Regions from separate parts of the Mus musculus genome. Here regions 1, 2, 3, 4 and 6 are each linked to region 5. A link is a loop called in an ENCODE intact Hi-C map of the cell type or tissue named here. Cell type or tissue: heart. All regions are shown on one strand.

The links. A loop is a pair of places that touch in the nucleus more often than their neighbours do. Peaks named below come from ENCODE experiments on the same cell type or tissue, not always from the same donor. Only the 100,000 strongest peaks of a DNase experiment are listed, where the experiment ranks them.
Region 1: a loop joins it to region 5, with 1.9 times the contacts of the local background. A loop is called at or near these places in 3 of 42 quality-filtered maps.
Region 2: it touches region 5 in a loop (2.3-fold over the local background); 7 of 42 quality-filtered maps call a loop at or near these places.
Region 3: it touches region 5 in a loop (6-fold over the local background); 29 of 42 quality-filtered maps call a loop at or near these places.
Region 4: it touches region 5 in a loop (4-fold over the local background); 13 of 42 quality-filtered maps call a loop at or near these places.
Region 6: it touches region 5 in a loop (6-fold over the local background); 15 of 42 quality-filtered maps call a loop at or near these places.

Annotation. Positions count from the first base shown.
Region 1 is chr12:85,167,666-85,172,665 of GRCm38, reverse strand. It overlaps Pgf (placental growth factor), which reads left to right. Exons shown (of 7, transcript NM_008827.3): 3 at 810-1,006; 4 at 1,212-1,291; 5 at 3,126-3,155; 6 at 3,249-3,308. Among named protein-coding and RNA genes, the nearest start is that of Pgf, 7.1 kb to the left of the region's middle. In heart, a CTCF peak has its summit at 3,018 (motif pointing left); DNase peaks (open chromatin) are centred at 1,605, 2,265, 2,675 and 3,005; H3K4me3 peaks cover 542 bases; H3K27ac peaks cover 1,457 bases.
Region 2 is chr12:85,139,864-85,144,863 of GRCm38, reverse strand. It overlaps Rps6kl1 (ribosomal protein S6 kinase-like 1), which reads left to right. Exons shown (of 11, transcript NM_146244.4): 5 at 3,988-4,035; 6 at 4,388-4,520. Among named protein-coding and RNA genes, the nearest start is that of Rps6kl1, 8.9 kb to the left of the region's middle. In heart, CTCF peaks have their summits at 384 (motif pointing left) and 1,893 (motif pointing left); a DNase peak (open chromatin) is centred at 1,873; H3K4me3 peaks cover 488 bases; H3K27me3 peaks cover 1,592 bases.
Region 3 is chr12:85,660,114-85,665,113 of GRCm38, reverse strand. It overlaps the pseudogene Gm33312. Among named protein-coding and RNA genes, the nearest start is that of Batf, 24 kb to the left of the region's middle. In heart, a CTCF peak has its summit at 2,028 (motif pointing right); no DNase peak of the experiment used is centred here; H3K27me3 peaks cover 305 bases.
Region 4 is chr12:85,727,646-85,732,645 of GRCm38, reverse strand. No RefSeq gene overlaps it. Among named protein-coding and RNA genes, the nearest start is that of Flvcr2, 16 kb to the left of the region's middle. In heart, a CTCF peak has its summit at 3,059 (motif pointing right); a DNase peak (open chromatin) is centred at 3,055.
Region 5 is chr12:85,493,954-85,498,953 of GRCm38, reverse strand. No RefSeq gene overlaps it. Among named protein-coding and RNA genes, the nearest start is that of Fos, 23 kb to the right of the region's middle. In heart, a CTCF peak has its summit at 2,029 (motif pointing left); DNase peaks (open chromatin) are centred at 983, 1,443 and 1,953; H3K27ac peaks cover 545 bases; H3K27me3 peaks cover 157 bases.
Region 6 is chr12:85,645,679-85,650,678 of GRCm38, reverse strand. It overlaps the pseudogene Gm33312. Among named protein-coding and RNA genes, the nearest start is that of Batf, 39 kb to the left of the region's middle. In heart, CTCF peaks have their summits at 3,088 and 4,823 (motif pointing right); DNase peaks (open chromatin) are centred at 2,608 and 3,098.

The DNA of each region.
Region 1 (5,000 bases), 330 kb after region 5:
GGGACTGTTCCTGGTAATCCTAGGCCAACTGTCACCTCATCAGTCAGGAGTCACTTGGCCTATGTTTACTGGGGTCAGCTCTTGCTCTCCCAGAGCCTCATTTTGGCTCCGGCGGAGATAAGAAGCACCAGAGATGGAAGATGGGAGCCAGGGACCCAAGCTATGCTCCAGAAAGGAGTTCTGCTCCTGGGATAATGGCCGGAGAAGGCTTCAGGGAGGAGTGGGGGCTGGGTGTGTAGCCATACGGTCTTCCTTGGACCATGCAGATCTAGATTCCAAAGCTGCGATCGATACTAATATGTCTGGCTCCTTAAAGGGTGGTGGGACCCAGTAGACATGAGGCTGGACCATATGACTAGGCATGCTCTTAGCTGAAGAGGAGTTGTATTGAGTGGGGTGGGACACAAGGTAGCCAGCCATAGTGGGGTTGAGGCAGAGGCCAGGGGAAGGCTGGCCCTTCCTGGTGTACTTGAGAACTGTTTTCAGCAAGTTCCCCAAGGCCCAGGAAGCACTAGGCCAGGCTGGAGAAAGACGCAGAAGCTTGAAGAGTGGTCATGGCATAGTCGTCAAAGCTCCAAGGAGGTGGAACCAGCGAGAAAGACAGACTGAGAAGCTGGGACCATGAGAGATTCTGCTCCGTTGGAATTTGAGCCCCGAAGCAGCTAAGGCATCCCAGGGTGACGGCAGCAATAGTTCAGAGCAGAGGGACCCAAGATAGAGTCAGGGGCTTCACTTGGTGTGAACTAAACCCGAGAGCCAAGTCTGAGACACCCCTTCTGACCTGACCTGGCCCTTCTGTCTTCCCGTAGTGGTGCCTTTCAACGAAGTGTGGGGTCGCAGCTACTGTCGGCCCATGGAGAAGCTGGTGTACATCTTGGATGAATACCCTGATGAGGTGTCTCACATATTCAGTCCGTCCTGTGTCCTTCTGAGTCGCTGTAGTGGCTGCTGTGGTGATGAAGGTCTGCACTGTGTGCCGATAAAGACAGCCAACATCACTATGCAGGTAGGGAAACTCTCCCCCACATGTCACCGCCTGCCCATAGCCCACACTGTATTCAGATCCCCACAGAACCTCTAGAAATTACCCAGATAGGGACAGAGGCAGGTCAGGGGCCTACAGTGGGTCCAAGCCAGGGTCCCTTGAGCCCCCATTCCAACCTTGAGCTTCTCATGGACTCCTTACTGAGTATGAACTTTGTTTCCCACAGATCTTGAAGATTCCCCCCAATCGGGATCCACATTTCTATGTGGAGATGACATTTTCTCAGGATGTGCTCTGTGAATGCAGGTAGGTCCTGGGTGGGCAGCAGGGACAAACCCTGATCACTTAGCAGATCCTTGCCGGGCCCCTGGGGCAGAAGAGGGGGTTGCCAGCCTATAGCAGGCTGCGTTTGTTTCCCTAAGCAAGTGGTCCTGGGGAGATGTTTTTCATTTAATATTCCCTATGAGCCAAGTCACTCTGAGGAGCTGGCCCCAGCAGCTGGAGTACAGCTGCCAAGATGTCCCAGTAGAAAAGGAAGTCTCCCCTAGACATCCAGAGCCCTGGCGCTTGTCACACAACTGTCACAGGTCCTTGGAACTAATGTCTATAGACGAAGGTATCACAAGCCTGTGCTTGATTCAGGACCAGGCTGCCTGCCTGTGGGGAGTAGGGTGGGCAAACTGTACTGAGAAGACAGCAGGAAAACCTCATAGAAGGAAAGAGACAGGCAAAGCAGGTACAGTGGTGTCTTTAGAGTTGCTGCACACTGCTAACTGTCCCTGGGAGCTCTGGCCAACCCTCAGCCTTGCTATCTGTTCCCCAGGCTCTTGGCACACTTGCTGCTAGGAACAGCAGCCTAGCATGCCATCTAGGTCCCGGAGACATGAGATAGGTCTGGAGCGTCTCTGTGTCACAGACAAGGCACCTGACTAGAGGTTTGGAGCCTCGTCTGGAGCTGGAAGAAGGGGAGAGCAACCACCTTCCACGTGTGTCTCTTCAGTGCCCACTGCATGCCACACACTGGCCTAAGTGCCTGGGAAATGGTGGTGAGCGGGATAGCAAGGTTGTGCCGCTTGTGGCCACCTTGTCAGCATCGCACAGAGGAGGCGAGCCAGACACTACAGTTCTGTGATTTGCTCCACTGGCCAGCGTGGAAAGGGGCTCTAGATCTGGACTTGGCCTGTCTCACGCCTGCTGCCTTTCTTGGCAGTCACCATGTTCTTCATAGCCACAGTTAGCCACACTGCCCGGCTCTGCCTAGGACTCTAGCTGCCCTCTTTGAACCTGAGCCCTGGCTCCAGGCCCTCTCCACTCTGCCAGTATTAGAGGCCTTGAGTCAACCTGTTCACTTCCAGCCAGACACCAATAGCTCAGTCAGGAGTCCCTCCTTGCCTCCTCCCCCAGGGGCTGAATGGTGACCTTTACCTTTTATATCATCTTTTTTCTGACTTGCCCATCTGCAGAGGTGTGACTGGGCAAAGTGGGCTGGCTCAGGACAGCATACACTCAGGGCCCATGCGGCCCCTCCTGTCTGGAACACTGCTCTTGGGAACTACTGAAGAGATCTCTTTCCAGCAAGCCAGGCAACAGGGACACCTTTCTTTTTACTTCTGGGCCAAGAGCCATGGCCCCAGAAGGCAGAGCTGGGACATGCCTGGAGACTGCGAAGCAAGCTCCCTGCTGTTGCCACGGTGGGGCTGGGTTAAGCCCAGGCAGGCAGTCTTAGCTGGTAGTCACCATTGCCCTGACCACAATCTTGTTCATCATTTACTTTCTTGAGGGGCTCCCAGAGTGTACCCCTAGAAGGAACGGGGAAAGTGAACAGAGAAAAAGTTTAAAAAGCAGAAAGCAGAATCAAAAGATCCCAGCTCTTGATGCCAAGAGGCTGGGACGAGCAGAAACATGTGATGAAAAGCCCCAGAGGGGAACATCGACCTCCCTGGGGATTGCCAGGACCTAGGGTAGGGCTGGGAGCGCAAGCACTGGGGCCCCCACCCCGCCACAGCTTCTTCACCAGCTCGGTGCTGCCCCCTAGCGGCGCTGGAGCAACCGCCTCACCAGGACCTAGGGACTGTGGGAAGTGGGTGGTAGCAGGAAACATCCATTTACTCGTCTCCCCTGCATCTTTCCGTTTCCCTAGACCTATTCTGGAGACGACAAAGGCAGAAAGGTAAGTGTACTTAGTGCGCGGGGAGGTTGTCGGACCTGCCAGCCGCTGTCCGAGCACGAGGAACCCTCTGTACTGACGCTTGGTTTATTGCAGGAGGAAAACCAAGGGGAAGAGGAAGAGGAGTAGAAACTCACAGACTGAGGAACCCCACCCGTGAGTATGCTGGGGCCCAGGACTGGCACAAAGGCTGAGCCTGAGGGGGTGGGGCACTGGGGATGAGGTCTTGCGATGAGAACAGGGAATCCACTTTTAAGGTCTAAGGCGTGCGGGGCATGGTGGCGCACGCCTTTAATCCCAGCACTCAGGAGACAGAGGCAGGCGGATTTCTGAGTTCGAGCTCTACAAAGTGAGTTCCAGGACAGCCAGTGCTATACAGAGAAACCCTGTCTCGAAAAATAAATAAATAAATAAATTTTAAAAAAAGGTCTAAGGCGCATCCAGGGACTTTAATTCTTGTCCCTTATCTCTTTGTGGCCTTAAACAAGTCCCTTTCCTTGTAAAATGATGGGCCTGGGAGTACAACAAGCAATGTGCTACTGTGCAGGGATCACTGCTGTGTGCCAGGCACCTAGGTGACAACCACATGCCCTGTTCTTCCAGATCATGCCTTCTCCTACATAGTTGGCCACTTCTGGGCATCTCTGGGGCAGGTGCAGTGCGTCTGCCGCTCTCAGGTTCCCAGGCCAGTGTGTCTCTCTGTCTTTGGATCCCTCCCTTCATCTCCCCTCTCCCTGCCTTGCCCATCCTTGCTTCACCCTAGGGGTAGCAGGCTGGAGTCCCAGGTTACAGAGTCACAGTGTAGCTGGAAGAGAGGGGTGGGGGAAGGGACACTCCCACCTGGCAGCCAAGCTAGCCAGAGCTAAATGATCAGCACACACCACACAGATATCAGGTGCCACTGTGCCATCTCTCAGATATGGGTTCTCAGGGGTCTTGTTCAGGTATCGCCCCAAAGAATTTTAATAGTTCATGTGCCTCTCGCTTAATTTTAGGTTGGCCTTGAACCTATGCCTAGAGGAGGATTGTTTTATTTTGTTTTGTTTTACATAGGATGCTATGTAGTCCAAGCTGGTTTTAAACTCACAGCAATCCTGCCTCATGTGCTCACTGTGAACTTCTCTTTCTTTCTTTCTTTCTTTCTTTCTTTCTTTCTTTCTTTCTTTCTTTCTTTCTCTCTCTCTCTCTCCCTCTCTCTCTCTCTCTCTTTCTTTCTCTCTCTCTTTCTTTCTTTCTTTTTTTATTAATTTTTAAATTTTTATTTATTTATTCTGGTTTTTTTTTTCAAGACAGAATTAACTCTGTGTGGTCCTGGCTGTCCTGCATCTCACTCTGTAGACCAGGCTGTACTCACAGCGATTCACCTGCCTCTGCCTCCTGAGTGCTGGATGAAAGGCATGTGTTACCACTGCCAGGCTCTTTTTGAAGGTTTAAAATCATATTCACAAACAGTTGGGTTTGGAGGTCCTAATGCTCCTTTGAGGGGAAAGTGCAACCTTAGCAAGGACAGCAGGCCCCAGGCCTTCCACACACAAAGTTTAAGTGAATATCCAAGAAGGCTGGAGACTGATTTCTTTAAAAACACCTTTTTTTTTTTTTTTTTTGGACTGGAGATGTAGCTCGGCGGTAGCAAGCTTGCTTACCATGTGTAAGACCCAAGCTCAACCCCCCACCCCAGTGCCACAAACCACCTAGTATAAAAGTACAAACAACAGAGCCACTCCTACCAGTTCCATCCGAAGACTGCTGTCTTGGGATGGGTTAACCAGAGACACTGTTACGGGATGCCAGAACGGCTTCAAATGTCTCTGCCACTGAATGGCGATCTCTCCGCCTGAGCTCCACATC
Region 2 (5,000 bases), 350 kb after region 5:
TCTGCTCAACTCTATCTTTCCCTCTAAGCCTTTAGGAGCCTGTTTGACCCTGGCAGGGTATGGTAGATACCTTTAATCCCAGCACTCTGGAGGCAGAAGCAGGCAGATCTCTGTGAGTTCGAGGCCAGCCTGGTCTATATAATGACTACTAGGTCAGTCAGGGCTTATAATAGAGAGACTCAAACATCTTTGAAGTTTTGGGGCTTGCCTGCTTCAAGAGAGGTTCCACCCAGGATTTAGATTTCCTACTTAAAAATAGGCCTAATCAGGGGCTAGAGAGATGGCTCAGAGGTTAAGAGCATTGGCTACTCTTCCAGAGGTCCTGAGTTCAATTCCCAGCAACCACATAGTGGCTCACAGCCATCTGTAATGAGATCTGGTGCCCTCTTCTGGCTTGCAGGCATACATGCAGGCAATGCACTTATAATTAATTAATTAAAAAAGGAAACCAGGAGCCGGGCAGTGGTGGCACATGCCTTTAATCCCAGCACTTGGGAGGCAGAGGCAGGTGGATTTCTGAGTTCGAGGCCAGCCTGGTCTACAAAGTGAGTTCCAGGACAGCCAGAGCTGCACAGAGAAACCCTGTCTGGAAAGAGAGAGAGAGAGAGAAAGAGAGAGAGAGAGAGAGAGAAAGAAGAGAAGAGAAGAGAAGAGAAGAGAAGAGAAGAGAAGAGAAGAGAAGAGAAGAGAAAAGAAAAGAAAAGAAAGTTTGTTAGGGATAAATTGTAAAAAAAAAAAAAAAGGAAAAAGGCAAAGGCCTAATCCAGAGCTGGAGAGATTGCTCAGTGGTTAAGAGCACTGACTGCTCTTCCAGAGGTCCTGAGTTCAATTCCCAGCAACCACGTGGTGGCTCATAGCCATCTGTAATGGGATCTGATGAAATAATAAAATGTTAAAAAACAAACAAACAGTGGCCACAATTGCCTTCCACCTTCCCAATTATAAGGCTGTGCTCCCATTTGTGGATTAATTAAAACCTAGTTTTCTGTGTCTCCGTTGATGGGCTCCACCACCACTGGGGTCGACGGCTTCCCCAGTGCACAAGGCAGGGAAAGCTGTGCTTGGCAGTGCTGTGTTTTCATAATTGCCCGCACTTTTTAGACAGCATCTCATGTAACCCAGGATGACCTCACACTTGCCACGTAGCCAAGAATGACCTTGAACTCCTGATTTTCTTGCCTTCATCCCTGAGTCTGAGGTGACAGGTGCGTATCACTGTTCCCAGTTGATGCTGAGGAGCAAACCCAGGGTTTCATGCGTGCTATGCAAGCACTCTCCCGAGCAACCTACATCTCCAGCCCCTTAACAATGATCAGAGAGAGAGAACAACTAAGATCCAGGGAGTCAGGTGTTGGCTCTTCTGTCCTCTGGGCCACTTATCAGAGGGAGAGGATGTGTGTGCTTGCCTGCTTGGTTGTATCAATGGGAAAATGTTCGCTCTGCTGGAAGTATTCTGTGAGAGTGGAGAGTGTATAACCAAAAAGGAAAAAGGAAAAGAAATCAATTCACTGCCCCACCTAACTTCAGAGTAGTCGTTGTTAATGTTTTGGTCTAATTCCTTCCAAAAGAAAGTAGGGCAGAGTATGTTTTGAATACACAGGTTTTTGACACCATGGGTCCTTACTTAATTTCTGGCTCCGATCCTTGACTGAGTTTTCAGACTGTAAATCAGAGGACTTGGCCAAGGAGGTGGTAGCGGGGAATACCACTTGGGGAAGGATGGTGGGGAACTAACTGGGGGGCAATACTTATGGGAATCTTTTCCTAAATGAACCCAGTGTTTTCTGCCTCTGTCTTCAAACATTGCACAAGTTTGGTCAGGGAGCCAAGGCCACCCTGAGTTAGGTGAGTTAGCCATTAGAGGGCGACCTCTTGTGGTCAAAAGGGATACTGCTGCTCTGGTGTAGGTGCCCTGGTATAGGAAGGAGGGGTGGGGCGAGCCTAGCCCCTGCTTTTGCTTTCCTGATTATGGAGAAAATAAGGCCCAGCCTGGCAGGCACTTTCACCCCTCTCTACGGTCAGACTGTCTGTATTCAAATTCTGATGCTACAGCCTTTTAGCAGTAGGCTTGAAAGTGAGTGGTTTCACGTTTCAGAACCTCAATTTCACCAGGAAAGCTGGTAGGAGAACACGGTGAAGTGAGCCGTTCGAAGCCCTTAGCACTGAATGAGCAGTGTCTGTTTCTGCTACAATGACATTGGTAATTACCAGGGCTGAGGAGGATTTGACACTTGGAGTCTTTGCTTTTACCAACAAGCACAATGACGTCAGAAAGCACGAACTGCTGAGACCCCCATTTTTAGGCAGCTTAGGGAAAAGGCTCAGTTGGCAAAGAACTTCCCATGCAAACATGAAGACCTGAGTTTGATTCCCAGCAACTACGTACAAAGCTAGACATAGTAGGGTGCATGTCTGTAACTCCAATCCTGAGGCGGTAGGCAGGAGCTTGTTGGCCAGCCAACCTAGCCAGAGAGGTGAGTTCCAAGTTCAGCGAGAGACTGCCTCAAAAAGTAAGATGGAGAGTGGCTTAGGAAGAAGACACCAGCATCCTCAAGCCTGGTCTCTACACACACGCACGCAAGCACGCACGCACGCACGCACACCCATGCGCGCGTGCACACACACATGCACACACACACACACACGCGCGCGCGCACACACATGCACACCCATGCATGCGCACACACACACACACGCACGCACGCACACCCATGCGCGCGTGCACACACACATGCACACACACACGCGCGCGCACACATGCACACCCATGCGTGCGTGCACACGCACACACACACGCATGCACGCACACCCATGCGCGCGCACACACACATGCACACACACACACACGCACGCACGCACGCACGCACGCAAGCACAACTCAGAAACAAGCACAAGGTTCAGAGAAGGTGCGTGACTTGGCAAGCATGTAATATCATCATGGCTTCATTAAGGACTCTCCTATTTACAGCCTAACAAACCAGCGATATAGCAAAGCTGGACATTTCTAATCCCTCTTTGGTAGTTAAAAAAGTCAGCTTATTTGCCCAAGCTCGGGAACCAGGGCCCTGAGCTGGGGGGATATAAGTCAGTAACAGAGCTCTAGCCTGGTGAGCAGGAGGCCCAGTACCATTAAAAAAGACTGCAGGGCTCTTCCCCCTACTCCATTCCTAGGCTTTGTTTTTCACCACTGTCTAGCAATGTGGACCCAGCTCCCCACTTACCGAAGCCACCCCGAGAAGGAGACGGCTACTGTCAAAGGACAGGTGACTGGTGTGCACAACTGCACCCACTTTATTTCAAAAGAAGTGTAGCAAAGAAGAGAAATTCCTGGAGTGTGTGGAGCCTGCTGAAGGCAGCCGTCCTGATCTGGAACCACATTCTCAGACGCCTCAGGCTCTTAACGCATTTGGGGGTTTTGTTTTTCTGGTTTTTGTTTTGTTTTGTTCTGTTTTGAGAAAAGGGCTCACTGTGCACTTGGCTGGCCTTGAACTCAACAAGGTCCGCCTGCCTCTGCCTCTCTCAATCACTGCTGGGATTAAAGGCATGCACACCTAGCTTCATTTGTGCACAAAAGAATTGACTGACTCAGTGCCACCTTCAATCCCTGCTGGGATGATGACCTCTGGCGAAAGCCTGCAGTTGAAGTGTTGATTTTGGTTGTCCTTCTAGGCCACACAGGGTCTAGCTAGTGTAGGCAGGTTGGGGGGCGGGGAGATGTTCTCATGAGAGTTATGGCAAACCCAACAGCGGGTACTTAGACCTCTTGCCAGCCTAGGTGGAGTATCCATTCCATCCTCCCTCGCACTACACAGACCTGTGGGGTAGACCCACAGAGCGGGAGCCCAGAGAGCACGAGACATAGGTAGGAGTTGCAGATGCTGGAGGAAGAGGCACCAGGGCTTAGATGTTTGGGAATAGTCAGGGCCTCGGGCCATGGAACGCCCGGGAACTAACACAGCTTGACCGGTGCCTCCTGGACTTTGGCAGGTGCAGGTGGTTCAGGACCCGGCAACTGGAGGAACCTTCATCGTGAAGGCAGGTGCTGCCCGGCTGCTGGCGTGCAGCGTTTCTTTTGGAACTTTCTCAGAGCTCTTGAGACCCCTGCCCACCCCCACCCCACCCCCGGAATGTGCGTATGAAGTCCATGCTTCCTCCAAAGACCAACTCTGCCAATTCCTCCGAGCGTTGCCCAAGGCTCCACGACTGACATGCACACACTGTATCCCATCCTTGGATGTGGATTCCATGGGATTACAGGGGTGAGGGCTGGACCAGGAACTGGTGGAAGCAGATGCTACTCAGCCTGGCTCCCAGTTCATCTTCCGGTGCCCTGAAGCCAGAGCATTGGGCGGTATCAGCTCATTTACATACCCTGTCCCCTCTCCAGAGCCTCCCCAGGTGTCACATGGTGAGCCGGGAGCGGCTGACGATCATCCCACATGGCGTCCCCTACATGACAAAATTGTTGCGATACTTCGTGAGCGAGGACTCCATCTTCCTGCACCTGGAGCATGTGCAAGGTGAGGGCCCATCAGTTCCTCTGAGCTTTGGGGTCTCACTGTTCTCCCCAACTCTGAGCTCTGAGGAGGACTATGGCTTGCGTCACACGTGGGGTACAGACTGGGAGCCTAGAGTTTCTGAAGGTTGAGGGCGGGGCCGAGCTGCTGTGGAGCTCTGTATGGTGCCGAGGGAGCAGGGGGCATCCCCGGAAGGATGTTCCCACCCTAGCTAGGCAGGTGAAGGGGGACATTTATTCAGCTGTCTTTGTTACCATTTCCTCTAGTCTTGGCTTTCCTGGTCAGTGCCCATTCCTGAATGGCCACATGGCGCGGCTGGTGACTAAAACTGTAAAGACGGGAACTGAGCCGCGCAGCAGATACTTAGTGATTCTAAAATGTGAGGCACATCCTTGGGTCGTGATGCGGCCACTGTAAATCCATGCGTGGCCTTTACCTTTTGTGAAGAGGAAGTGTAACGTGTTGAACACTGGTGTTCAAACA
Region 3 (5,000 bases), 170 kb before region 5:
CGGTTTGGCCACGAGTTCAAGCCTAGGCACTAGTGGACATAGGCTCAGAACAGACTAGAGGGGATTCAACTACATGAGGCTCTCATGGGGGGCCAGGTGTAGAGGCACTGACGACCTGTGACCACACACAGGGTCTCAGTTCCACTCTTAACGAGCAGAAGTTCCAAATCAACCTCAAAGGGCTTTCTAGCCCTGTTCCTAGAGCTGCTGTCCCACGATTCTGAAACTCACTGTGGTGGGGGCGGAGGAGCCTAGGAGACCACTATCAACTGCTTCCTCCGCCCCCTACCCCCCATCAGCTTGCCCACCTTTATCCATGCCACAGTTGCCAGAGCCCTGCTTGTAGAAGGAACCTTATAGGCTGAGAAGTCAGCTTGGACCCACAGTCAGGAGCCTGGTGTCCTGGGAGAGATGCAAGCATAAACATTAGAAGTCTGCCGTAAGAGGGAGGAAGAGGGTGGGGGCTATCCCAGTACACACCTAGAGAGTCAGTTTGGGTGCCAGACCATCCATTGCAGGAGACATGAAAGCAACCTGGTCTGAGGCCCCAGGGCCTCAGCCTGCTGCACAGTGTAAGCCTTCATCTCCCAGGCTCCTTGCCAGGGAAGTGTGACCACACAATAAGTTTTAAGTCAGTGCCACATGAACAGTTCAGAAGTACCAGGGGGAATCCTGGCCTGTATCAGAAGCAATGATGGAAAGAGCCTGGACTCCCCCTCCCAAATCACCCATCTACCAAATGACAGTGCCTCTATGTACCACTGCAGACATGAAAAGAGAGATGCATAAAGCCACCTCCGTGGTGCCTATCTGTGGCGGCAACTGGAATCTCCCTCATTTCAACCAAGTAGGAGTGGGGAATAAAAATATCTTTTTCATTTAAAATATATCAATAAGAGCCATCCCCATCAGGATGGGGCTGCTGGGAGCTGAAACAGAATCAAACTCTACTGTCCAGCTGCTGTGCGGCCTTTGGAAACTCAGCCTGCCTGAATCTTGCTTTTCTTGGTTGCAAAATGAAGATAAGCTATCTCTTCTGAGATGGCTAATATTGTCAATTGGACAGGATCTAGATCTGCCTACAAGACAAGCTTTGGGCCCTAGATTAGATTAGCCTCTCCGGCAGTATCTAGATTGTGTTCCCGGAGGTGGTTGGTTGGTACAGTTCTATGGGCTGGGGTCCTGGGCTGAATAAAGAGAAGAAAAGCTGAGAACAGCACCCACCCCTCTCTGATTTCTGACTGTGGCTGCAGCGTGATGGACTGCAGCCTTGATTCCCCCACAGGGTTGGACAATACAGGTCTGTGAGCCATGGCCACAGGAAAAGCGACTCGGCTCCCCTGCTAGTGGCTGGGGGTGGCACAGTGTGTGTGTGTGTGTGTGTGTGTGTGTGTGTGTGTGTGTTAAATCCCGAAGGCATGCTGGGCGTGGTGGTGCACACCTTTAATCCCAGCACTCAGGAGGCAGAGGCAGGCAGATTTCTGAGTTCGAGGCCAGCCTGATCTACAGAGTGAGTTCCAGTACAGCCAGGGCTATACAGAGAAACAAAAAAATCCCGAAGGCATGATGACAACCCCCCCCCCCCCCCCCCCGGCAGATGAAGGACAGAGAGATGGAGCAATTAGCTTGATACAAAAACGTCTGGGAGTGGAAGGCCAAAGCAGAAACCTCCTCCTACTTCAGGAGAAACACTGCCTTTAGCATTTGGAAAGGTGTGCTTGGTGGACTTCAGCAGTCAGGACCCTAAACAAAAACCAAATGCGGCTCCTCTGTGAGAACGTGGGCTCTCAGCGCCACTACTCAGGCCCTTTCGGGTCTGCAATGAGCTGGGATCTTTTGGAGATTAACAAGATCGACACTTCCACCGGATCTTGAAAAGGGTCACACCCGAGTACCTCACTGAATATAAATGGCCCTCAAACTCGGAAAAGCAAGCCAGTTCTAAGAAACCGGGTTCCTGGGAAACAAAATAGAAATAGAAATAGAAGAAATAGGCAGTTTGAGACAGTAGGCGTGCTGCGGCCCCAGATAGCCACTGGAGGGCAGCAAAGATATTGGTTAGAGGAGGCAAGGCTTTCCCCAGCTCAGAAGGGAATCTTAGCGGGTCTCCAATCTGGCTCAAGAAGCATCCTCTGGACCAAGGATTTAGAGTGGTCCTTAGTGTCGTTGTCAATTACAGAAAGTTGTTTGGGTTTTTGTTTTGTTTTGTTTTTGTTTTGCTTTTATTTATTTACTCTCCATTAGTTTAAATCCGGGATGGGTACAGCATCACACGGATTCTGTGTCCAATGGCCTTTGCAGGAAGGTTGCTTCGGAATTCGACACGAACCATACCACCGTTTCCGTGGGCCCGAGTTACTTTTCCCAGATCACTCTGGGTTTGTTTGGTTTGCCTCCAGGGGTCACTGTATTGTTTTTTGTTTGTTTGTTTGTTTTTTTGGGTTTTTTTTTGTTTTTTGTTTTTTTTGTTTTGTTTTGTTTTGTTTTGTTTTTGCTTTGCTTTGCTTTGCTTTGCTTTATACACATAAGCACATCTCTTGCCTAAGTAGAACTCCGTTTCATCTCGGGCATAAACACCTTCAATTTTAAGAAGAGCTGTGTGCTCTCTTTGGTTCCGGAGACCTGGCTTGTAGCCAGCAAAAATGGCCTTGCACCACAGCCTTCCAGACACACTTGCTTTTAGAAGTCCTGTTCCCAGCAGGCCTCCATAGGCGCCAAAATGGCGGAAAGAGACAGAAAGTTTTGTAATAAGAAATAAGTGAATCAGCTGGGCGTTGGTGACGCACGCCTTTGATCCCAGCACTTTGAAGGCAGAGGCAGGCAGATTTCTGAGTTCAAGGCCAGCCTGGTCTACAAAGTGAGTTCCAGAACAGCCAGGGCTATACAGAGAAACCCTGTCTCAAAAAAACAAAAAAACAAATAAACAAACAAAAAATCAAAGTAGGTGAAGAGAGTATACCCATAGCTCAATCATTGGGGAATTGGAAGCCAGCCTAGACTACTAAACAAGGTGCAGTCTGAAAACAATGTGGAAAAAAAAGGAAGGAAGAAAGGAAGAATGGAAGGGGGCTGGTGAGATGGTTCAGCGGGTAAGAGCAGACTGCTCTTCTGAAGGCCCTGAGTTCAAATCCCAGCAACCACATGGTAGCTCACAACCACCCGTAATGAGATATGACTCCCTCTTCTGGCATGGCTGAAGACAGCTACAGTGTACTTATGTATAATATTAAATAAATCTTTGGGCCAGAGCGAGCAGGGCTGACCAGAGTGAGCAAAGGTCCTAAAATTCAATTCCCAACAAGGTTCACAACCATCTGTATATCTACAGTGTACTCTTTACAAAATAAAAGAAAGAAATGAGCCGGGTGTGGTGGCGCATGCCTTTAATCCCAGCACTAGGGAGGCAGAGGCAGGTGGATTTCTGAGTTTGAGGCCAGCCTGGTCTACAAAGTGAGTTCCAGGACAGCTAGGGCTACACAGAGAAACCCTGTCTCGAAAAACAAAACAAAACAAAACAATTAAACTATTATAATTCTATCATCTAGGGAGACATAAATTTAGATACACACATAACTCGAATTTTTATTTTATAAAACTGACATCAGTCACAATATGCAAATTAGTGATCTGCTTATAAAAACACAACACATGCATCCCCATGTATGTATATGTTTTGTGCCTCTGATGGGTGTGCATAAAACAGTCACCCCAGCGTGTTTTACTTGCTCGCCTTGGACCCCTCAAGGCCAGTGCTTACTGTATCCAGGAGCGCAGAAACGGGAGCAAGGAGGTGTGCGCAGTCAGGAACAGTGTTCTCTCGGGCTGTTGGTGCCTCTGGTGGGTCTGTTTCCTGGGGTCTGTACAGAAGGGAGCTGGGAAGCTTTCTATCTGAAAATACTCCACGGTGTGTGCAGGTGTTTGGAGTTCCGTTGAGTTTCATCAAAATGAGTCACTGAAGGTGTGAACGGGCGGCCAGGTTGAAGGAGTTACCACTTCCTGGTCCCATCCGGAGACACCCTGCACCTCAAACAGAAGCAAGCGCCTTTCACATGGGCTACCAGGCAGAGGCAAACTGAGCCTTTCGCTCTCCAAACCACTTCTTTGCTTACCTCCCCCCCCAACCCCCCAAGCAAAGGCTAAGTTCCTCTAGTCAGCGGCTCGCTGTTGGGTGAGCTTCAAGCCAAAAACCCACTGAAAGTTCAGCCACGCCTGAAGGGAACCTTGAATGACAAGCGAGCCGGTACCAGGTGAAGAGGCCCCACCACCTGCATCCAGGAGCCAGGCTGCCTTATTCACACGGAGAGGGGGGGGGTGTGTGCCATGGCCCCAACAGAATTTATTGTCACATGATTCAGAAGGAGGCCTGTCTGGATTTCAGGCCCTTACATCCTGACTTTCTGTTCTCTGGTAGCAGGGCACCAGACCTTAGCATGACTGACTCCATGATGGAAATGCCATTCAGGCTGTAAAACTCATTGTGAACACACCATCACCTGCCAAAACTAAAACAAAGGCCTAACCCATCAAAGTCCACGGCTCTGGGAAAGTCTCAGAATGTAACTAACCTTACTTTTTAGTTTCTGTAGTTCCACTTCTGGCGAACTGCTCTTGTTAGCTGAAGTATGTCAACCCAAAACATGGGGTTTGTGCTTTAAAAGCCCATCCCAAGAAAGGCTCAGGGCTACACTGGGATCCCGAAAACCCAGTGTTGTCACTGGCTGGCTAATAAAGACTTTCTTTCTTTCTTTTTTCTTTTTCTTTTTTTTTCCCCAGAAACAATGGTGACTTAATCGCTAGGCACAACAACTAGAATCCTAATCTTGTAAGCCATATTCAATCTAAATCTTCTGGTGGCAAATCCGGGTGGATTTACCATATAAATTGGGGGATACTAGTAGCTACATCTTGCCTCTCGATATCCCTGTCCAAAAAGCCTAATAAAGACTTTCTATTGACTTAAATTTGTGTTGGAGCAGTCCTCTCTGGTGACTACCTGACAA
Region 4 (5,000 bases), 230 kb before region 5:
TTTTCTGGGGGGTTTTTTGTGTGTCTTTTCCACCCAAAGCTCCAAAGTCTTTCCACAGTTCTTCCAAAAACAACACGGTCATGCCTGTCATAGTCATGCCCCATGATCCTGGTACCAATTTCTGTCCTAATTAGGGTTACTGTTGTTGTGATAACACATACAGACCAAAAGCAACGAATGTGGAGTTTGTTTGGCTTACACTTGCACAACACTGTTCATCATGAGGGAAATCAGGGCAGGAGTGCAAGCAGGGCTGATCCTGGAGGCAGGAGCTAACCCAGGACCACCTGCCTCAGGATGGCATGACACACCATGGACTAGGCCCTCCTCCTTCCATCAATAATTAAGAAAATACCCTACAGGCTTGCCTGCTTGTAGGCGTTTTTCTAACTGAGGTTTCTTCCTCTTGGATGACTATAGCTTGAGTCAAGTTGATGTAAAACTAGCCAAGATGGGTTTTACAATAGGAATTGTGTATGTTAGAGGCAAATTTTGAGGACTAGACCAAGAAGCCACTGGGTTGATTTTGGCCAGAATGAGGCTCACATTTACTGAGAGGGTTGCTATTCTAAAGAGGATTAAGACCCTTTATCCTCCTTCTATTCACCACATAGTGCTGAGGTGTGGAAAGTCTTTTGGGGTACCACTTGGCAGGAGTCTGACATTGGCTAAGGGCAAAGAAGTGGGCTTCAGACAGGAATCTGACATTGTCCTAGGACAGGGAAGTAAGCTCAGGCAGGAATCTAACTTTAGGCTGTGATAGGAAAGTAGGATAAGGCAGGAATTTTAGTCTTAGGGTGGAACTAGGACTCAGGCAAGATTTTTGGGCTTGGAGGAGAAAGTGGGCTCAAATATTTCGGTCATTATGATAAGCCCTTTGTAACAACTATCAGGAGTAATCACAGGATTTAGCTTGCCCAAAATACTTGCATGTAATTAAAGTGGTATTAAAAAGTGGGTTGGAGCCGGGCGGTGGTGGCGCACGCCTTCAATCCCAGTACTTGGGAGGCAGAGACAGGCGGATTTCTGAGTTTGAGGCCAGCCTGGTCTACAAAGTGAGTTCCAGGACAGCCAAGACTATACAGAGAAACCCTGTCTCAACCACCCCCCCCAAAAAAAAGTGGGTTGGAAAATAAAAATTTGCCTTCAGTCTCAGAATTGACTGGGGTTACCCTACAATGTTGTGTGTCTTTTTTCTTTTTAATCCTCACTCCCATGCTGGAGAACCTGTTGACTGACTGAGCGGGCTTGGTCACTGAGGCCCGTGTCTGAAGGGGAAAAGAACACTGGCTTTCTTTCTTTTTTTTTTTTTTTTCTTTCAATTTTTTATTAGGTATTTTCTTCATTTACATTTCAAATGCTATCTTGAAAGTCCCCTATACCCTCTCCCTGCCCTGTTCCCCTACCTGCCCACTACCACTTCTTGGCCCTGGTGTTTCCCTGTACTAGGGCATATAAAGTTTGCAAGACCAAGGGGCCTCTCTTCCCAATGATGGCTGACTAGGCCATCTTCTGCTACATATGCAGCTAGAGACATGAGCTCTGGGGGGTACTGGTTAGTTCATATTGTTGTTCCATATAGGGCTGCAGATCCCTTCAGCTCCTTGGGTACTTTTTCTAGCTCCTCCATTGGGGGCCCTGTGTTCCATCCAATAGATGACTGTGAGCATCCACTTCTGTAGTTGCCAGGCACTGGCATAGCCTCACAAGAGACAGCTATATCAGGGTCCTTTCAGCAAAATCTTGCTGGCATATACAATAGTGTCTGCGTTTGGTGACTGATTATAGGATGGATCCCTGGGTGGGGCAGTCTCTGGATAGTCCATCCTTTCATCTCAGCTCCAAACTTTGTCTCTCTAACTCCTTCTTTGTTCCCTATTCTAAGGAGGAATGAAGTACCCACACGTTGGTCTTCCTTCTTCTTGATTTTCTTGTGTTTTGCAAATTATATCTTGGGTATTCTAAGTTTCTGGGCTAATATCCACTTATCAGTGAGTGCATATCAAGTGACTTCTTTTGTGATTGGGTTACCTCACTCAGGATGATATCCTCCAGATACATCCATTTGCCTAAGAATTTCATAAATTCATTGTTTTTAATAGCTGAGTAGTACTACATTGTATAAGTACCATACTTTCTTTATCCATTCCTCTGTTGAGGGACATCTGTGTTCTTTCCAGCTTCTGGCTATTATAAATAAGGCTGCTACGAACATAGTGGAGCATGTGTCCTTATTACCAGTTGGAACATCTTCTGGGTATATGCCCAGGAGAGGAATTGCTGGATCTTCTGGTAGTACCCAATTTTCTGAGAACTCCTCTTTCACGGTTCAGGTGTCACGGACCTGGACAAAGAGAGAAGATCCAGAAGGAGCTATGTGCAGGGAGTGAAAGCGGGGAAGTGCTTCTGTTCACCTGCCCATTGATCACACTCATGTCCGCATTTCAGTTGAGACTGAAATCACTAGGCAGCCACACATTTCAGATTGAGGTGACTCCTCACTGCCATAAAGGTCAAACACCCTGTGCTGACACAGCTCCCCCTCCCCCACCGACTTGAGTCATTGTGTCTGAATGACTGTGCTGACACAAACGGGCCTCAGCTGGTGAATCCAACGGACAGAAGAAGTGGGGCACGGGGCAGGGCAGCCTGGCAGAGCAGAGACACTGGGCACAGGGGTTTTCTCTGCTCTGTGACCAGAGAGCTAGCTGGTTGCTTGATGACTAGAGCCGAACACGACAGTACAGAAATTAGAGGACTTGCCATAGAGGAGGTATGGGATGAACTTTGACCCTCACATCAAATGTCTTCAAGGTGATATGTGGAGGCCAGGTGGAACCCCCAAACTGTTGAGAGCTTCCTGTCAATCATTTATGACTCCCTTTATAGTGAGCTTTGGGGGTGCCCAGAGAGGTGGAAGCTTACATCCAGAGATCACAACTGTGCACCCCACTCCTGGCAGAGCAAGGAAGGTATGACCATTGGCCGGAACTTCAATGGTCAGCTCAGCGTGAAACAGGGACCAAAAATTGGCACGTGCAGTTCTCCATCTTATCGCTAGGTGGCAGCACTACCTAGGTGCTGTCCCCGTGGTTCTGTGTACAATGTGGAGCTAGAGAACCTTCCTTAGCGTTTCAAGCCTGGCCCGAAGATCCCAGCTTTGGGGTCAGCGCAGGCCAGCCTGAGTCCTGTGTTCGCACTTAATTAACACGGGCAAACCAGGTAGCGTCTTTTGAGGCTGTTTCTGTATCTAAGATGAGGGTTACAACAGTTCCTGAAAACATCACGAAAAGAAAAATAGGGCCAAAAAGGATGCCACCGGCAGTCTCTGCCAACCCTCGGAGCACATTCACATCCCTCCCCCATTGCAGTTATTTTTATTATTTTGTCCTTCACACTCACCCCAATGCTCACTTCAAACAAGCATATGAAAGCATTTTGAGGTAGGGAGAGAGAGGGCAGGATTGCCATCACTCTGAAACTGTAAGTCCCTTCCCTCTACAGGCTGACTTGGTCATTATGTCTCATAACAGCAATAGAAAAGTCACTAATACAGAGGAGGGAAGAGGGACAGAGGGACAGAGGGACTAGGCCGGTGAAGAACAGCAGAGTCCCAGAATCTTCTGCAAGGGTGCACCTTCAACGACCTAAGGAGCTCCTCTTGACCCTTGTATTTGGTTTCGGATCAAGGACAAGAGACCCAAGTGTGGATCTTACATACCAAAGCAGACCTGGCCTCCAGATTCTCCCAGAATCCCTCAGTCTCTACCTGGCATACCCTGCCCCCAACCTTGAACTTTCTAGCCCAGGGTCTGGGCTTTGGCTGTCGTGTCCCCCCCCCCCCCCAATCTCTTCCCTGTAAAATCCAGACATTTTCATCTCTTTTTTTCCTACTCTCTCAAAATGTTGAAATGTCATTGCAAGTCACCTCAGGCCCTCTTTCTTATCTTCATTGAGTTTATTAATATTGAACTCCAGATTATAAAATGAGTAAAGTCTTTCTGACTTTGAGGGGTAAACTTGACGATAACCCTGCCTAAAAGAGCCACGGAACCCATGGGATATCTGGGTTGCAGTTTTTAAGACATTGGCATTCCCACTTGTGATCCGGCCAAGCTTTTTTTTTCTCACACTTGGCACTGCAGTATTTGGCGGTTCGGCACAGAGAACACCACACCATCTTTTCTTTCTTTTGCCAGGGCTTCAAAAAGGTTAAAAGTAGACAGCGGCAGCTGAGAATCATCTGTGATATGTTATTTGTCCGCTGCCAGGGAAATGAGCCAATTCAAGTCAGATTATATTATATTAAAGTGGGTTTATTGAGAAGCTGCTCTCGGGCAAATTCACTGGCTCCAAGGATTGAGGCCAGGGGAGTCGCCATGGTGAGGGATATGGGAGGATGCACAGGAACACACACACACACACACACACACACACACACACACACACACACACAGAGAGAGAGAGAGAGAGAGAGAGAGAGAGAGAGAGAGAGAGAGAGCAAAACGTTGGAAGGGAAGAGCCTGGGGAGGGGTAGGGGCAGTGTTGGAAAGTTCAAGGCAGGGTTTGCCAGGTAGGAACTGCGGGATGCTGGGAGAATCTGGAGACACAGTCTGCTTTGGTATGTAAAATGTGTACCTCTGTCCCATGTCTCTGGTCTGAAACCAAACGCCTTGAAGAGTAAAGCTTCCACTATATTCCAATAACGTCATCCTGGAGACCAAACCTTCAGTTGTAAAGCTCTGGGGTTTCAAATCCCCAGCCATTATTTAAAGGCAAGCAGCTGTATTTGGTGTAGGACGGACCAATGCGCCTGAAGCTAGAGGCTGAGCTCAGCTTGTTGTCATGGTTCCTGCTAGAAGCAGTAGTGGTTGTCCAGGTCGGCTAGCTGCTCTGGGGACTGGTGCATGGTTAGCAGAATGCCTGGCTTCTAGTAGGGCATAGGCATCCCAGAGCTCACTCAGGGAGCCCTGAGTGTCAGGACCCAGTGTCCCTCTATG
Region 5 (5,000 bases):
AGGGGAGTGATAAGTCTAAGGTCAGCCTCTACTACATATAGTATCCCAGGTCAGCCCAGGCTAGATAGAGAAGCCTTGTCTCAAATAACTACAGACAGACAGACAGACTCCTGAAGGGCATAAGGTATCCTGCATTCTTTTTTTTTTTAAAGATTTATTTATTTATTATATGTAAGTACACTGTAGCTGTCTTCAGACACTCCAGAAGAGGGAGTCAGATCTCGTTACAGATGGTTGTGAACCACCATGTGGTTGCTGGGATTTGAACTCTGTTACAGATGGTTGTGAACCACCATGTGGTTGCTGGGATTTGAACTCTGGACCTTCGGAAGAGCAGTTGGGTGCTCTTACCCACTGAGCCATCTCTCCAGCCCGGTATCCTGCATTCTACCGCAGAGATTCTAAAGTCCACTCTTTCTCTCCCCTATTGGTGTGTGTGTACAGTTGTTTTAGTTGTCTTAAAAAATTATTGTGACCCCATATGCATGCACCTGTATATACACACCCCAAACACACACACACACACACACACACACACACACACACACACACACACACACACACACACACACACACACACTTCTGTGATTCTTTTGCCCAGAAAGCCAACACAGCCGTGAATCCTCTCTCCTCGGAAGGCCTTCCAGCTTCTCCACACCCCTCCTTGGTGCTGTAGCTGCTACGGGCTCTCCTGCCAGGGTCTCCCTCAACCTCCAACCCCTAGGCTTCCTGCCAGCTCCTGTGTGAAGAAGGTGCACTCTCTGAAAGTGGCAAAGCCCTCCCTGTGGTTTCTATTACTTAAAGAAACCCAGTCTCCCCTGGGCACCAGCGCTGCCTTCCTCCTGGGGTTCCCCCAACTGGCTCAGCTGTCCACTGGTAAATGAACAAACTATCTCCAGGCAACAGCCTGGCCTACAGCCGGTGACTGGTGACGCCACGCCTGATGTTCCCCTCAGCCTCACCCAAGTCTGTTTGGGCTCAGCTGTCTGCAAGGTTTTCTTTTGCTTGTCAGTTTGGGAGAGATCTTTTGCTGATTGGCTGTGGTGGGGATGGGGTGGGGCGCTGAGGTCAGAAGCCCTGAATTCAGGGAAGGCAGCTATCTCCCTGCCTGGAATTTTTTTGGCTCCCTGGAGATTTCCCCAGCATGGTAATAATATCTCCAAGAGCCAGTGTGATGACACATGGTAACCCCTCGGGCAAAGTGGAAGCCACAAAGCCAGTGGGGCATCAAATAATTCACTAATGCTCTGACCCTATGCTCAGCTCCAATCCAGAATCCTACTTACTATTAAGCTGAGTGAGCTTCAAGGATGCCACAGACATGACTAAAGGCCAGCCTGCTGTTTAATGAAACTAAAGAAGCATTTCAGAAGTTGGCGAAGGGAATGAGAGATACCAAAGGCTGCAAGAGAAGAATAAGGAAGGGGTGGTGAACTCTGGCCAACAGGAACTGCGTGAGAGCAAAGAGCAGGAAGTTCCGGTGTGTGTGGTTGCATAGGACAGAGACTGTAGGGAACGGTGGTATTGTGGGAATGGGGATGTAGCTCAGTGATAGAGCACTTGCTTCACATGTACAAAATCCTGGGTTCTCTCCTCGGTACCATAAATAAATAATAAATAAGTAAATGAAAATTATAGCAAAAATAAGAATGTATGATATATTTCAAAAGGCTAAAAGAACCTTGAAGATATGGGCGGGGGGGGGGGGGGACGGAGACGGAGTTCGAGACAGGGTTTCTCTGTGTAGCCCTGGCTGTCCTGGAACTCACTCTGTAGACCAGGCTGGCCTGGAACAAGTGCTGGGATTAAAGGCATGCGCCACCACTGCCTGGCAACCTTGAAGGTTTTTAACATAAAGAAACAATCAGTGGACCTGGCTGGACAGCTCAGCAGGTGAGGGTGCTTGCCACCAAGTCTGACAACCCAAGTTCGAGGCCCAGAACCCACACAGTGGAAGGATGGACGGTTCTCAATGCACAAGGCAGATAGCAGAGTTCGGGTCAATCCTTGTCTCGCTGAAGAGCGCCCTCTGCTGGTAGTATCTCCCCGGTTAGTTTGTAAAGGGATTTGTAGACTTATGGTTGGCTGCTCCCCATTACAGGCACTCTGAGGGACCTGGCCCTAGAATGACTACCTGAATAGACACATGTTCCCCCACTAATGCTAAGTTGACAGCCATTTGAGCATCAAATGCATCAAGGAGAGCTATAAACTATCTACTGAAGAATTAGGGCAAGATTGCCTAGCTCAAGGAAATGAAGACTCCCCCCCCCCAAAAAACACTGGCTTAAGCCAAAACCCCACACCCTGGCCCTGACCCTGGCCCTCTGCTTCCGGTCTTGAGTCCCTCCCCTTGGGGTATCTCCTGGTCTCCTAGACAAGCTGATGTCATCCACACATACAAACCTTATAATTCCCAAGGCCTTTCCCCAATGAGTCATCTCTGCCGTTACCCTCTCTTCAAAACCTTCTCCCTGTCTCCCCCTCCTCCCCAAGACAGGCCAGCCTCCCTGGCTACCCAGCAGTCAGTCCTCATTCGAAGACCACGGGTCCAAGTCTCTGATCGGCCACCTACCAGTTGTGTGGTGTAAGGAAAGAGACATTACCGTCATCTCACGGAGATCTGGGTGTTCTGCACTTCACAGAACACGTGGGGAGCATGGGACATATAGAATACCTCCAGCCCACTTAGGTCTTGGTTGCTTACCTGACAGAATGTGGGCAGGCCAACAAGGCAGACTGTACTCAATGCATTGAGAGCATCTTGGAAGTGTCACAGACGAGCATAGCCAGTGGAAAGAGTGAGGGATTTTTCAGGAAATGTTTACAATTGTTTTTATTTATTTTAAAAATCACAAGGATAAAAAAAAAAAAACTTTGGGGCTGGAGAGATGGCTCAGCAGTTAAGAGCACTGACTGCTCTTCCAAAGGTCCTGAGTTCAAATTCCAGCAACCACATGGAGATCCAAAATGAGATCTGACGTCCTCTTCTGGTGTGTCTGAAGACAGCTACAGTGTACTAATATAATAATAGATAAATAATAATAAATAAATCTTAAAAAAGCAAACAAACAAACTTTGCCAGGCGGTGGTGGTGGTGGCATACGCCTTTAATCCCAGCACTTGGGAGGCAGATGCAGGTGGATTTCTGAGTTTGAGGCCAGCCTGGTCTACAAAGTGAGTTCCAGAACAGCCAGGGCTATACTGGGAAACCCTGTCTCAAAAGAACAAAAAGAAAAATCTTTAGCATAGGGCTGGCAAGATGGCTCAGTAGGTACATTTGTTAAACAAGCCCTGTGGCCTGCTTTCCATGTCTGGATGCATGTATAGAGGGGAGAAGAGAACCTACTCCACAAATGTCCCCACAGGCATGCATACCCATACACTAATAACAACAGTAGTAATGATAATAATGAATTTTAAGAAAAAACCTATTTCATGTGTAGTATTAACATTTTCCTCTTTATAGCAATGCAGACATAGACTATAAATTCAACGGTCAAATGCTTTTTAACAAGAGTGAAAGAACAGTCTTACGTTGCCCTCACTGGGGAGAGAATCCTCTAGGTTCTGCTATGCCGAAAATATAGAAATTGGGTCAATAACTCAACCCTGTGCTCTCAGAATTCCGTAAGGAGTTAATATGCTTTTTTAAAAAAATTCTATCTTTTAAAAGTGAAAGTCTTTCTAACAATTGACTCTAGCAAGACGGGATATCCACAGGCAAAAAGACAAGGCTGGCCCTTTCTCTAACACTATTCTAGAGTTAGTTCAAAATGGAGTTCTGAATGCAACACAGTGGAAACGTGTTTATCATTGGGAGGCCCTGGATTCAAGTCCCAGTACCAAAAGTTTTTTTAAAAAAAAATCACAAAAGAACAAAGACTTAAGCTTGAGACCTAAAACTATATTAGAAGCAAACATAAGGCAAAAGTTGGCATTGGGCCCCGCACGGTGGTACACGCCTTTAGTCCCCAGCACCCAGGAAGCAGCTTTGTGAGTTCAAGGCCAGCCTGGTCTACATAGTGAGTTCCAGGCCAGTCAAGGCTACAAAGAGAGACCTACATAGAATTAACCTAGGATATAGTGTTAGAGGAAGGTCCAACTTTGTTTCTGTCTTAAAAACAAAAAGACAGGGTCTGGAGAGATGGCTCAGTGGTTAAGAGCACTGACTGCTCTTCCAGTGGTCCTGAGTTCAATTCCCAGCAACCACATGGTGGCTCACAACCATCTGTAATGGGATCCAATGCCCTCTTCTGGTGTGTCTGAAGACAGCGACAGTGTACTCACATACATTAAATGATTAAGTAAATATTTTTTAAAAAACAAAACAAAAAGCAAAAAGACATTCTTAGGATGCGTGTGTTGCTCACTGGTAGAATGTTTGCCAGGTACATGCAAGGTCCTGGGTTTGAGCCCCATCATTAAAGAAGGGGAAAATTGTCAACAAAATAAGATAATAACAAACAGAATGAGAGAAAATATTTGAAAATCACATATGTATCTGTCAAAGGATTAATATCCAAAATATATAAAGAACTAATTAAAAATAAAGAACCAGCCAGGTGGTGGTGGTGCATACCCGTGGAACAAGTGGACCATGTCACCAGACAGAAGAACCGGTAAGGTTAAGACAGCCTAAACCTGGGACATCTCAGAATTAAGAACAGTAGGCGTGAGGGCAGCTCCCTCCCTGCCAGATCTGGAACCTGCCAGATCTGGAACCTGATCTGGAACACATAACCACGACACCCTACTGAGAGGACCATAACACCCTAGCATGCAAACCTGGGGTTCTCCATGCTAGTGAGGTGTCTAGCTCAACCCTGAGTGTTTAGCCAATGAGCTTCCCTTCCTGGCCATCCCTTCCTGCAAACATCTTTCATCCCTGGTTCACCCCAAGTAAGATGCATGCATTCACACTCACCATCAAATAAGACAGTCTGGGCAAGCAAAGACTGTCTCCTTCACCAGGGACCGCCACTGGGGGCAGGGGAGGA
Region 6 (5,000 bases), 150 kb before region 5:
GGCACAGCTGAGAACTTCTCCTGGTGTTCCTGTTGGTCCCTCCTGCTGACTCGAGCCTAGGCTGAGGCCTGCCTCTAGAGAGAGGTTGTGTCACCACTGTTGCTATCCTAACTCTACCAAACTGGACTGCTGCTGTATCTGTGAAGTGTTTGCAAGTGGATGGAGCTGCTGCTGCCTGCTAACCTGTGAACTGAACTGCTAGACAACACTGATGGGAGTTGCTCCAAAGAACCTTTCTAAACAGGTCCATGTCCCCGTATCCTTTCTTCTCCTCTACCTCTGGTGGGTGGTGGGCTAGAAGGGAGGGTAAAGTGTTTAAGAACTGTGGGGAGCTGCCCTCACATTCGCTGTTGCAAGATGGCGCTGACATCCTGTGTTCTAAGTGGTAAACAAATAATCTGCGCATGTGCCAAGGGTAGTTCTTCACTCCATGTGCTCTGCCTTCCCTGTGACGACAACTCGGCCGATGGGCTGCAGCCAATCAGGGAGTGACACGTCCTAGGCGGAGGATAATTCTCCTTAAAAGGGACGGGGTTTTGCCATTCTCTCTCTTGCTCTCTTGTGCTCTGGCTCCTAAAGATGTAAGCAATAGAGCGCTTGCTCTTGCTCTCTTGCTCTTGCTCTCTTGCTCTCTTGCTCTCTTGCTCTTGCTCTCTGGCTCCTGAAGATGTAAGCAATAAAGCTTTTGCCGCAGAAGATTCCGGTTTGTTGCGTCTTTCCTGGCCGGTCGCGAACGCGTGTAAGAAAGAACCATCACTAAAAACAGGATTGGAAAAAAATTAAAGTTATTGGACAGCTTCTGGTCCCTAGATGAAACAGCTCTGGGATAGCTGAGGGACGATGGCACCTGTACTGTAGAGATGGGGGGAACAGGGACCAGAGCTGCTGTACAAATATTGGAATGTTAGCACACACACACACACACACACACACACACACACGACAAATTTCCCTAAGCTACAGCACATGTTCGTTGTAAGAAGGAAGGAAACATCCACACACATAAAATAAAATAAAATAAAATAAAATAAAATAAAATAAAATAAAATAAAATAGGGGCTGGCTAGATGTCTCAACAGGTAAGAGCACTGACTGCTCTTCCAAAGGTCCTGAATTCAAATCCCAGCAATCACATGGTGGCTCACAACCACACATAACGAGACCTGATGCCCTCTTCTGGCGTGCCTGAAGACAGCTACAGTGTACTTAAAAATAATAATAAATCTTAAAAAAAAATAAGAGTTTTTAAATTGAGGCATTTACAGAGACAGCAAGGTGCAGCAGGTCACCATGTGCAGAAAGAGCTGTTTTTAGGGTGATTATCCTTTTACCTGGTTTGGGAATCTGAGCATGGAGGAATAGACACAGCTTTGCAAAGCAAAACAGAGTCCACATGGGACCACATCCTCTCTTACCCCAGCATGAGGGAGGGGCTGCTGCTTTCTGCATGACCCCCTCCCCTGCCCAAGCTGGAGGAGGAAGAGGAAGAAGAGGAGGAGGAGGAGGAGGAGGCCATTTCAAGAAACTGTTGGGTTGAATGGCCTCCATTTAAATCCTGAGTGTCTCTGGGCAAGAGATGGCAAAGGACTTCCCAACACCAGGTATAGGTTAGTGTGGACTACCCTGGGCTCTGTCTAGTGGAACCATCTAGAGGAGGCCAAATGTGCCATGGCCTTTTTGGCTCTGGTGTCTCATTAGTTATATGGTATAGATGACGGATGAGCTACAGCTGCAGGGTGGACAATCTGCAGAGCCTGGAAACTGTCAGGTTTCCAAGTCACTGGCATGGGCTAGAGCACTATCCCCAATACTTAAACTATGTTGTCTCCAAACCCAGAGGTCTGCTAAGGCCATGGCCCCTTCTCTGTGGCAGGTATAACATGCAGTAACTTGAGTCTTGCTTTGAAGGGACGCTTTGGAGATTTCAGACCAATGGCGACCTGAGAATGTTGTCAACGTGGCAGGTCGACACATCCACCTAGGGTTTCTTTCCCATTGTCTCTCACCTCTGTGCTTACTAGGTGTCTGGTGATTGCCACTCCTTGCTCTGAGGGTCTCGTGAGCATAATGACACCCATCCAGTGGGAGCCTCAGGAGACTATGGAGTGTCAAGAGGCCCAAACTTCCCATGAGTCACAGTAGGATGGAGAGCGGGAGAGTCAAAGTAACCCCTAAGCTAGACACTGAACGGATGCTTCTGGCTTTCCCATGTGAGAGGAAGCTGATTTAGACCCTCCCATTGGTGAAACAGGAGAAGAATACATTTACCAATTAGAACTGAAAACAGTTGCCATTTATTAGTCAGCTTTCCACTGCTCCAACAGAATATCCAAGATAACCATGCACTTGGGATTAGTCTGTTATTTCTGAGGCTTTGGTTCCAAGTTGCTTGACCCTGTGGCCTTGGACCTGTGATGAGCCAGAGACCATGGCACAGGAAGTCACTCATGTCCTAGCAACCAGAAAACCCAAAGAAGAGAGGAAGGAGCTGGGGTCCCAATATCCTCTTTGAGGACACACCACTAGTGAACTAACTTCCTCCTACATAGCTATACTTCTCTAAAGTCCAACCACTTCCTAACAGCACCACAGGCTGAGGTTCAAGTCACTAACGCATGGGCCTTTGGAAGATGTTCAACATCCAAGCAATGGTACCAGTTAAAGTGAACTACTATTATTATTTATCCTACCTGTTGATGGAGAGTAAGAATGCCTTGCCTGAGTGACCACCCCCCAGCACACTGCCAACAGTAGTCTAGAATCACAGTAGTCAACCATCACCCTCTGCAATCCACCCTTCTCAGGGGTCAGTGAGTCCAATGGGGGTCTGTTGGGACCACGATCACCCGCATCCTCTGGGTTCTGGCTTCAGGCGCTCTTTCTCTGCAGTTGCCCGTGCAGAGGGTGTGGTATCATTTCTGATTTCTTGCTGGGATGGAACGGTTTTAAATGAGTCTAGTCAGCTTTTTCCCACCAAAAGCCACTGAGTCTGGAGAACGAACGTGAGGACTCTGCAGTCCCCAAGAGTCTTCATCCCAAGTGCACACCTTCCAGTTTGGCAAGCACTGACAGGAAGGATGTGACTGTAACTCGCCACTGTGGGGCAGGCTGGGGCCAGGCGCCATCCCTCTCAAAAGTGACACTGTCGTTCTCAACACCGTGACCAAAAGTGACTTGAGGAAGAGAGGGTTCATTTTAGCGTATAATTCCATAGCACTGTTCATCACGGAGGGAAGGCGGGGCAGGAACCTGGAGGCAGTCACTGATGGAGTGGCCACTGAGGGGTGCTGCTTACTGACTTGTTCCTCATGGCTTCTGCTTGCTTTCTTTCTTTCTTTCTTTCTTTCTTTCTTTCTTTCTTTCTTTCTTTCTTTCTTTCTTTCTATTTTTTTGGTTTTTCGAGACAGGGTTTCTCTGTATAGTCCTGTCTGTCCTGGAACTCACTTTGTAGACCAGGCTGGCCTCGAACTCAGAAATCTGCCTGCCTCTGCCTCTGCCTCTGGAGTGCTGGGATTAAAAGCATGTGCCACCACGCCGCTGGGCTTCTGCCTGCTTTCTATAGCACCCAAACACCCCCTCCTAATTTCAGGTGTTAGGGTCTGTTGCCCTAGGGTGGTTTGTTTGTTTGTTTGTTTGTTTGTTTGTTTGTTTTTAGGGCCCTGAATTGGGTATAAAAGAATTCATCAAGGGGACGGGGAGATGTGCTTGGTAGGTGAGAGAGCTTACTGCTGAGGGTGGCCACCTGGATTTGATCCCTGGGACCCACATGGTGGAAGAAAACAGATTCTTTTAGGCTGTTCTTTGAGCTCAATAAGCAAACTGTGGTATGAAGACAGACAACAAACAAATAAGCTTTTCTTCCTTTTTAGATTTTAGTGTTTTCAAGGCAGGGTTCCTCCGCGTATTCCCGTCTATCCTGGAACTCACTATGCAGACCAGGCTGGCCTTGAATTTAGAGATCTGCCTGCTTCTGCCCCCCAAGTGCTGGGATTAAAGGTGTCATCACCACACCCAGTGGCTTCTTGAAAGGAACTTCATCAAGAGTCATCCATTCATAGATTGGTCTGTTGCCTTTACAATCTGACTCTGGGCTTAGTTCTCAGCACAGCATGGTACGATGCTATATAGCCACGGGCGCCCTTGAACACTACCAAGGTGAATTCTGGCTTTCATGGAAATTGTAGACTTATGGGCAGCTGACTTCCAAAACAGTTGACAAAAGGTAACCATCAACCCCAGCTTTGTCACTGGCCTTCAGAGCACTGTGCCACGAGTGCCCTTACTACCTGTGTCACATGTCAGTCCATGTAGAATATCCAAGCAGCTGTGCTCCACACAAGTCAGGTGTTGTGCTCCCCACTGCCCACCACTTCTGACAGCTTAGCCTGGCCCTTGCAAAGCACATCCTGAAACAAAGCCTTATGCTCAGGGTGAGGCAGAGGGGGAGCAGGAAGGACATAGTAGGACAAAGAGAGAGACAACCGGGACACATGTCATACGGCTAACTCGCCTCTACAGCTCCCCTCTGCACCTCCCCTCTACAATTTCCCTCTGCATCTCCTCTCTGCAGCAACCTGTAACAGGCCTTTCCTAACCCTGTAAGACCTCCCCAGGGACGGCGGGAGGGTCCTCAGGACCAGGTATCTGGAGGATGAAAGGGAAGAGAGTTCTCCACACTCTCTTCACCCCTAGCAATCACAGAAGGCTCTAGAAGCATTGACTCCCTGGATTTGTAGGGTGTGTGTGTGTGTGTGTGTGTGTGTCACAGATGACTTCCAGGACAGGAAGCAGGACTTTTAGGGCCTGCACCTGTAGGAGGCGCCATCTGCATGTGCCTGTGTGGAGTTGTTCATACCTGCTCAGAGTGGGTTATAGAAAAAAGCAGAGTCAGGACTGGAAACACTAGGTGTCCAAGAGACGGCCCAGGGTGTGCTGTCCTTTAGAACAGTATAGAGCATATCCAATTTTGCTGTATTAGAAGCCTAGCAAGAAGTCAGTCT